Linked DNA regions of Homo sapiens: region 2 is linked to region 1. Evidence: chromatin loops called from intact Hi-C (ENCODE). Cell type or tissue: A673. All regions are shown on one strand. Links, peaks and the distances in the headings refer to the core of each region. The heading gives the core; the rest is flanking DNA. Region 1 overlaps LOC124903193 (a long non-coding RNA gene). Region 2 overlaps ABCC4 (ATP binding cassette subfamily C member 4 (PEL blood group)).

Evidence for each region. Hi-C counts contacts between places; a loop is a spot of excess contacts. Peaks named below come from ENCODE experiments on the same cell type or tissue, not always from the same donor. Only the 100,000 strongest peaks of a DNase experiment are listed, where the experiment ranks them.
Region 2: it touches region 1 in a loop (9-fold over the local background); 88 of 110 quality-filtered maps call a loop at or near these places.

What each region holds. Positions count from the first base shown.
Region 1 is chr13:95,379,401-95,382,213 of GRCh38, reverse strand. All of the region lies in intron 1 of LOC124903193 (a long non-coding RNA gene), which reads left to right. Among named protein-coding and RNA genes, the nearest start is that of ABCC4, 79 kb to the right of the region's middle. RefSeq lists an enhancer at 1,112-1,161 and a silencer at 1,442-1,491. In A673, for the core only: CTCF peaks have their summits at 1,141 and 1,340 (motif pointing right); a DNase peak (open chromatin) is centred at 1,363.
Region 2 is chr13:95,188,179-95,190,991 of GRCh38, reverse strand. It overlaps ABCC4 (ATP binding cassette subfamily C member 4 (PEL blood group)), which reads left to right. Exons shown (of 31, transcript NM_005845.5): 10 at 2,450-2,539. Among named protein-coding and RNA genes, the nearest start is that of SNORD13G, 21 kb to the left of the region's middle. In A673, for the core only: a CTCF peak has its summit at 1,468 (motif pointing left); a DNase peak (open chromatin) is centred at 1,451.

The DNA of each region.
Region 1 (2,813 bases), core at 200-2,699:
ACAACTCTACGTCTTCTTGTAATTGGAATTAATTACTCCAGTCAGTAATTTGCCTCTTTCTTTGCATATTGGTTCAGTGACATAAAGAGTCCCAAATAGTTGGTTCACTTGGAACCAATAATGTGTCCCTTGGTGGAAGCATTCTTCTCTTGGAAATAAAGAATGACCCGTAAGGCCAGGCACAGTGGCCTTCACCTGTAATCCTAACACTTTGGGAGGTCAAGGCAGGAGGATTGCTTGAGTCCAGGAGTTTGAGACTAACGTAAGCAACATGGCGAGACCTTGTCTCTACAAAAAATTAAAAAATTAGCTGGGTATGATGATGTGTGCCTGTAGAGTCCCAGCTACTTGGGAGGCTGAGGTGGGAGGATCATCTGAGCCCAGAAATTTGAGTCTGTAGTGAGCCAAGATTGTGCCACTGCACTCCAGCCTGGGAGATAAAGTGAGACCTTGTCTCAAAAAAAGAAAAAAAAAGATGTAAAAAAACACAAAAATATTCAGGAGCAGGAAGCAAAACTTAGGACTACTAAATTTAACAGTGAGAGGAGCTATTCCAACTTGTACCACTTGATTCCTGGACCTGTATTCTGACTATGAGAGAAATATTATTTTGATTGCTGGTTCAAAGCACATGCCCCATCACATAGAACAGACTCCAACTAACGGGGTGTTTTCACCCTGGAAAAGGAGCCTAGTCTTCTCAGAAATGGGAGAGAAGCGTGATTCCACTTGCAATGGGTATTCAGGGCCTTTGGTGTTTCTCAAGATTTTTATATTCTTCCAAATCCACACAAATATCCCCAATTCTCAGCCAGCTGCAGTGGCTCACACTTGTAATCTCAACACTTTGAGAGGCGGAGGTGGGAGAATCGCTTAAGCCTAGGAGTTCTAGAGACCAGCTTGGGTAACACAGGGAGACTGTCTCTACAAAAAAAAAAAAAAAAGGAAAAAATGTTAAAAAAAAAAAATTGGCCAGGCGCTGTGGCTCACGTCTGTAATCCCAGCACTTTGGGAGGCCGAGGCGGGTGGATCATTTGAGGTCAGGAGTTTGAGACCAGCCTGACCAAGCTGGTAAAGTCTACTAAAAATACAAAAATTAGCTGGGCGTGGTGGCCCTCGCCTGTAATCCCAGTTACTTGGAAGGTTGAGACAAGAGAATCACTTGAACCAGGGAGACGGAGGTTGCAGTGAGCTGAGATCTCGCCACTGCACTCCAGCCTGAAAGAGCGAGACTCTGTCTCAAAAAAAAAAAAATTTCTCAAGGTCTCAGTTCTCAATTTATGCCCCAGTTTCCACATGAGAAAAAAGGGAGAAGCTGGCAGGAACCAGCAGGTGGCACCAAAGGAAACCTCTGGCTGCCCTCGCTGCTCATTAGCGTTAAGACACTCCCATCAGCCCATGACAGCTTACAAATGCCAGGGCAAGGACCCAAAAGTTACCGCCCTTTTCCTAGAAAGTTCTAAACAACGCTCTCCTCAATTTGCATTAACCCACTCCTTAATTTGCATATAGTCGAAAGTGGGCATAAATATAGTTCCCAACAGCCCGTACTCTGCAGAGGCTGGGGACACTGCCCATGAGTTATCCCTGCTCCACAAGGAACAAGACCATTCAATAAAAGATTGTCATCTGATACTACCGGCTTGCCCTTGAATTCTTTCCTGGAGGAAGCCAAGAACATTCCTAGGCTAAGCCCCAGTTTTGGGGGTTCCTTGTCCTGCATCAGCTTCTAAATCAGTTTATCATAATTCTGCAACCTCGGCCAGGCACAGCGGCTCACGCTTGTAATCCCAGCACTTTTGGGAGGCCGAGGAAGGTGGATCACCTGAGGTCAGGAGTTTGAGACCAGCCTAGCTAACATGCGAAACCCCATCTCTATTAAAACTACAAAAATTAGCTGGGTGTGGTGGCACGTGCCTGTAATCCCAGCTACTCAGGAAGCTGAGGCAGGAACCCAGGAGGCAGAGGTTGCAGTGAGCCCAGATTGTGCCATTACACTCCAGCCTGGGCGACAGAATGAGACTCTGTCTCAAAAATAAATAAATAAATAAAAATTTAAAAAAATTAATTCTGCAACCCAAACCACCAAAACTTGGGTCTTTATTAGTCCTATGGCTACCAGAAACCAGAGTTTGTTTGTTTGTTTGTTTTTGAGGTGGAATCTCGCACTGTCACCCAGGCTGGAGTGCAATGGCACCATCTCGGCTCACTGCAACCTCCGCCTCCCAGGTTCAAGCGACTCTCCTGCCTCAGCCTCCCGAGTAGCTGGGACTACAGGTGCCTGCCACCACACCCGGCTAATTTGTATTTTTTGTAGAGACGGGGTTTCACCATATTGGCCAGGCAGGTCTCGAACTCCTGACCTTGTCATCTGCCTGTCTCGGCTTCCCAAAATGCCAGGATTACAAGTGTGAGCCACTGCACCTGGCCGAACAAATTATTACTATTATTATTATTTTTTTTGAGATGGAGTTTCTCTCTGTTGCCCAGACTGGAGTGCAGTCATGCAATCTTAGCTCACTGCAGCCTCTGCCTCCCGGGTTCAAGAGACTCTTCTGCCTCTGCCTCCCGAGTAGCTGGGACTACAGGGGCATATCACCAAGCCTGGCTAATTTTTGTATTTTTTAGTAGAGATGGGGTTTCACCATGTTGGCCAGGGTGGTCTCGAACTCCTGACCTCAGGTGATCCACCTGCCTCGGCCTCCCAAAGTGCTGGGATTACAAGCATGAGTCACCGTGCCCGGCCGGTCATTTCTTTTTATACCATTCTGGTACCAAACACTGTATCAGTTAGTATCCAGTCCAGAAAAACC
Region 2 (2,813 bases), core at 253-2,752, 190 kb after region 1:
GAAGAATCCTTTTCTAGAGTTGAGGAGGCTGCATTGCCTTTGATTCATTCTTGATCATTTTTCTATGATATGGATGAGCATTTACCAAAGTGTGTCGTGCAGAAGAATAGCCACTTCCGAAAGGATTTGGGACTTGAATAAATTTGCTAAATGCCTACCCACCAGACATGCATGGTCAAGTCTCTCCAATCTATCCACGAGAAATTCAGACGAAGATTATAAATGTGCTGCTTAAACCCCTTTAGGATTCCTCCCAAATTGTAGCTGTTTTTACTTTACTTAACAGTATCAATTTTTGTCTACTAGTGTTGATGTCTGGGTTTGGACAAAAGTTCTTAGAGTTGGCAGTTTTTACGGTTGAGGTTCTATACTCTGAATTTAAAACCATTCCTCTCTTTATTTGTACCAACTGACTTTTGCTTTTTTAAAAGATAGATAATTCAAAGTACTGATTGTCCTTGTATGAGAAGAGGAAACCTCCTCATTTTGGTTTATCATGCTCTGGTAAACTATCCCTATCATGCTCTGGTAAACTATCCCTTCTCCCTGATACACACTTAATCCTCTCAATTGAAAATATTTAGAAGCTCTTTGTAAAAGTAATGAATTTGATTTGGTCTCCTAAATAATAAACTGCAAAATAACATTTTTTTGAGACAAGGTCTTACTGTGTCACCCGGGTTAGAGTGCAGTGGTGCAATCTTGGCTCACTGCAACCTCAGCCTCCGGTGCTCAAGGGATCCTCCTGCCTCATCCTCCTGAGTAGCTGGGACTATGGCACACACCATGCCTGGCTGATTTTTTTTTCTTTAAGAGATGGTTTCTCACTATGTTGCCCCAGCTTGTCTTGAACTCCTAGGCTCAAGTGATCCTCCCACCTCCATCTCCCAAAATGTTGGGATTACAGGCATGAACCAGTCCGTACCCTGCCTAAAACAACTTTTTTTTTTTTAACATTAGCAGTGATTGATAATTTTGTTAACATTTAGTATATGTAAAAACATGCATATACTCCTGAATCTTTTTATCATAGAATTTATAGATTGTTTAGGAACATTATTTCTGATACCCTAATGAGTACTTCATCCCTTCCTCCCTTTGTGCTGGATTGAATGCTGTGGTGGGTACCTCAGTGTTTATAGTAGAACTACTATGCTGTCCCTATTTTCCCAGGATGGGTAACACAAGCTGCAGGTGTAACACTGAGACTTTCACTTTGACCTATGAACATACACTTAATTTCATTATTCTTCAGTTTTTGGTTATTGTTAAATTAGAGCTCTTGGTTACAGGGTTGACCACCATTTGTAGAAGTTCATTTGCCAAGAGTGACTTTATAGTATAAAGTGCCTTCTGGCTGGCTGGGCATAACTGAGGTTCATGCTTTATCAAGTGAAAATGGAAAGATTAGTGGAGATTTCAAGTCATCCATTAGCCAAGGACTGGGCATGCCATGTACTCATGCTGCCACCTTGTGGAGGTTAATGAAATAGAATATTAAAACCAAGGGACAGAATGAAAATTTACAAATGGTTGAAAAGCTCCCATACTGAATATTATATTAAGAATATTGCCGGGCGCGGTGGCTCACGCCTGTAATCCCAGCACTTTGGGAGGCCGAGGCGGGCGGATCACGAGGTCAGGAGATCGAGACCACGGTGAAACCCCGTCTCTACTAAAAATACAAAAAATTAGCTGGGCGCAGTGGCAGGCGCCTGTAGTCCCAGCTACTCGGGAGGCTGAGGCAGGAGAATGGCGTGAACCCGGAAGGCGGAGCTTGCAGTGAGCGGAGATCGCGCCACAGCACTCCCGCCTGGGCGACAGAACGAGACTCCGTCTCAAAAAAAAAAAAAAAAAAAAAAAAAAAGAATATTGTTTTAAATGAGAACACATGGACACAGGGAGGGGAACATTACACATACGGGGCTTGTCGGTGGGTGGGGGGCAAGGGGAGGGAGAGCATTAGGACAAATACATAATGCATGCAGGGCTTAAAACCTAGATGACAGGTTGACAGGTGCAGCAAACCACCATGGCACATGTATACCTATGTAACAAACCTGCACGTTCTGCGCATGTATCCTAGAACTTAAAGTAAAAAATATATATATATTGTTTTAGTAAGTTAGCATGAGTTTTCATTTCAAGAAGCTTGTCTTGTCATTTTTACTATCTAAATTTTGTGGAAGTCTGGAGCTGTGTTCACATGAAAATCTGGTAAAAGGGAATGGGCCTTCCTTAAGTACTGAAGACTCCAAACTGTGTAAAACCCCACCAAAAAAATATGATTGTATGAAAAGGACTCTAGGATACAATATCTTAAAATAGGAAGGAGAAAGATTTGGGTTATGTTCATGTATCAATGACTGTTGTATTGTTTTCTTCTCTTTTTGAAGTGATTTGTGTGACTTTATTGAAATGGGCACATTTTATAAACTTTAATTTGTAGGCATCAGAGACCCCAACTCTACAAGGCCTTTCCTTTACTGTCAGACCTGGCGAATTGTTAGCTGTGGTCGGCCCCGTGGGAGCAGGGAAGGTGAGTTAGAATGGCTTTTGGCAGCTTGTTGCAACCCCACTTATCATATTAACTTCGTGGGTTTGAGCCCAAGGCTACGTGTAACACAATTTTGAACTGGGTACACTTGGCACGGCATTTCTCAGTGCATGGAACATTCGTTTTGCAAGAAGGGTCACATGACCAAATAAATGTGGACAATGCATATCATGTTTCCCTTGGTTCTTCAAGTTGAGCAATTGGGAACTCCTAGAAGTTGGACATCTCCATGAAAGAAATTATTTATGTGACCACT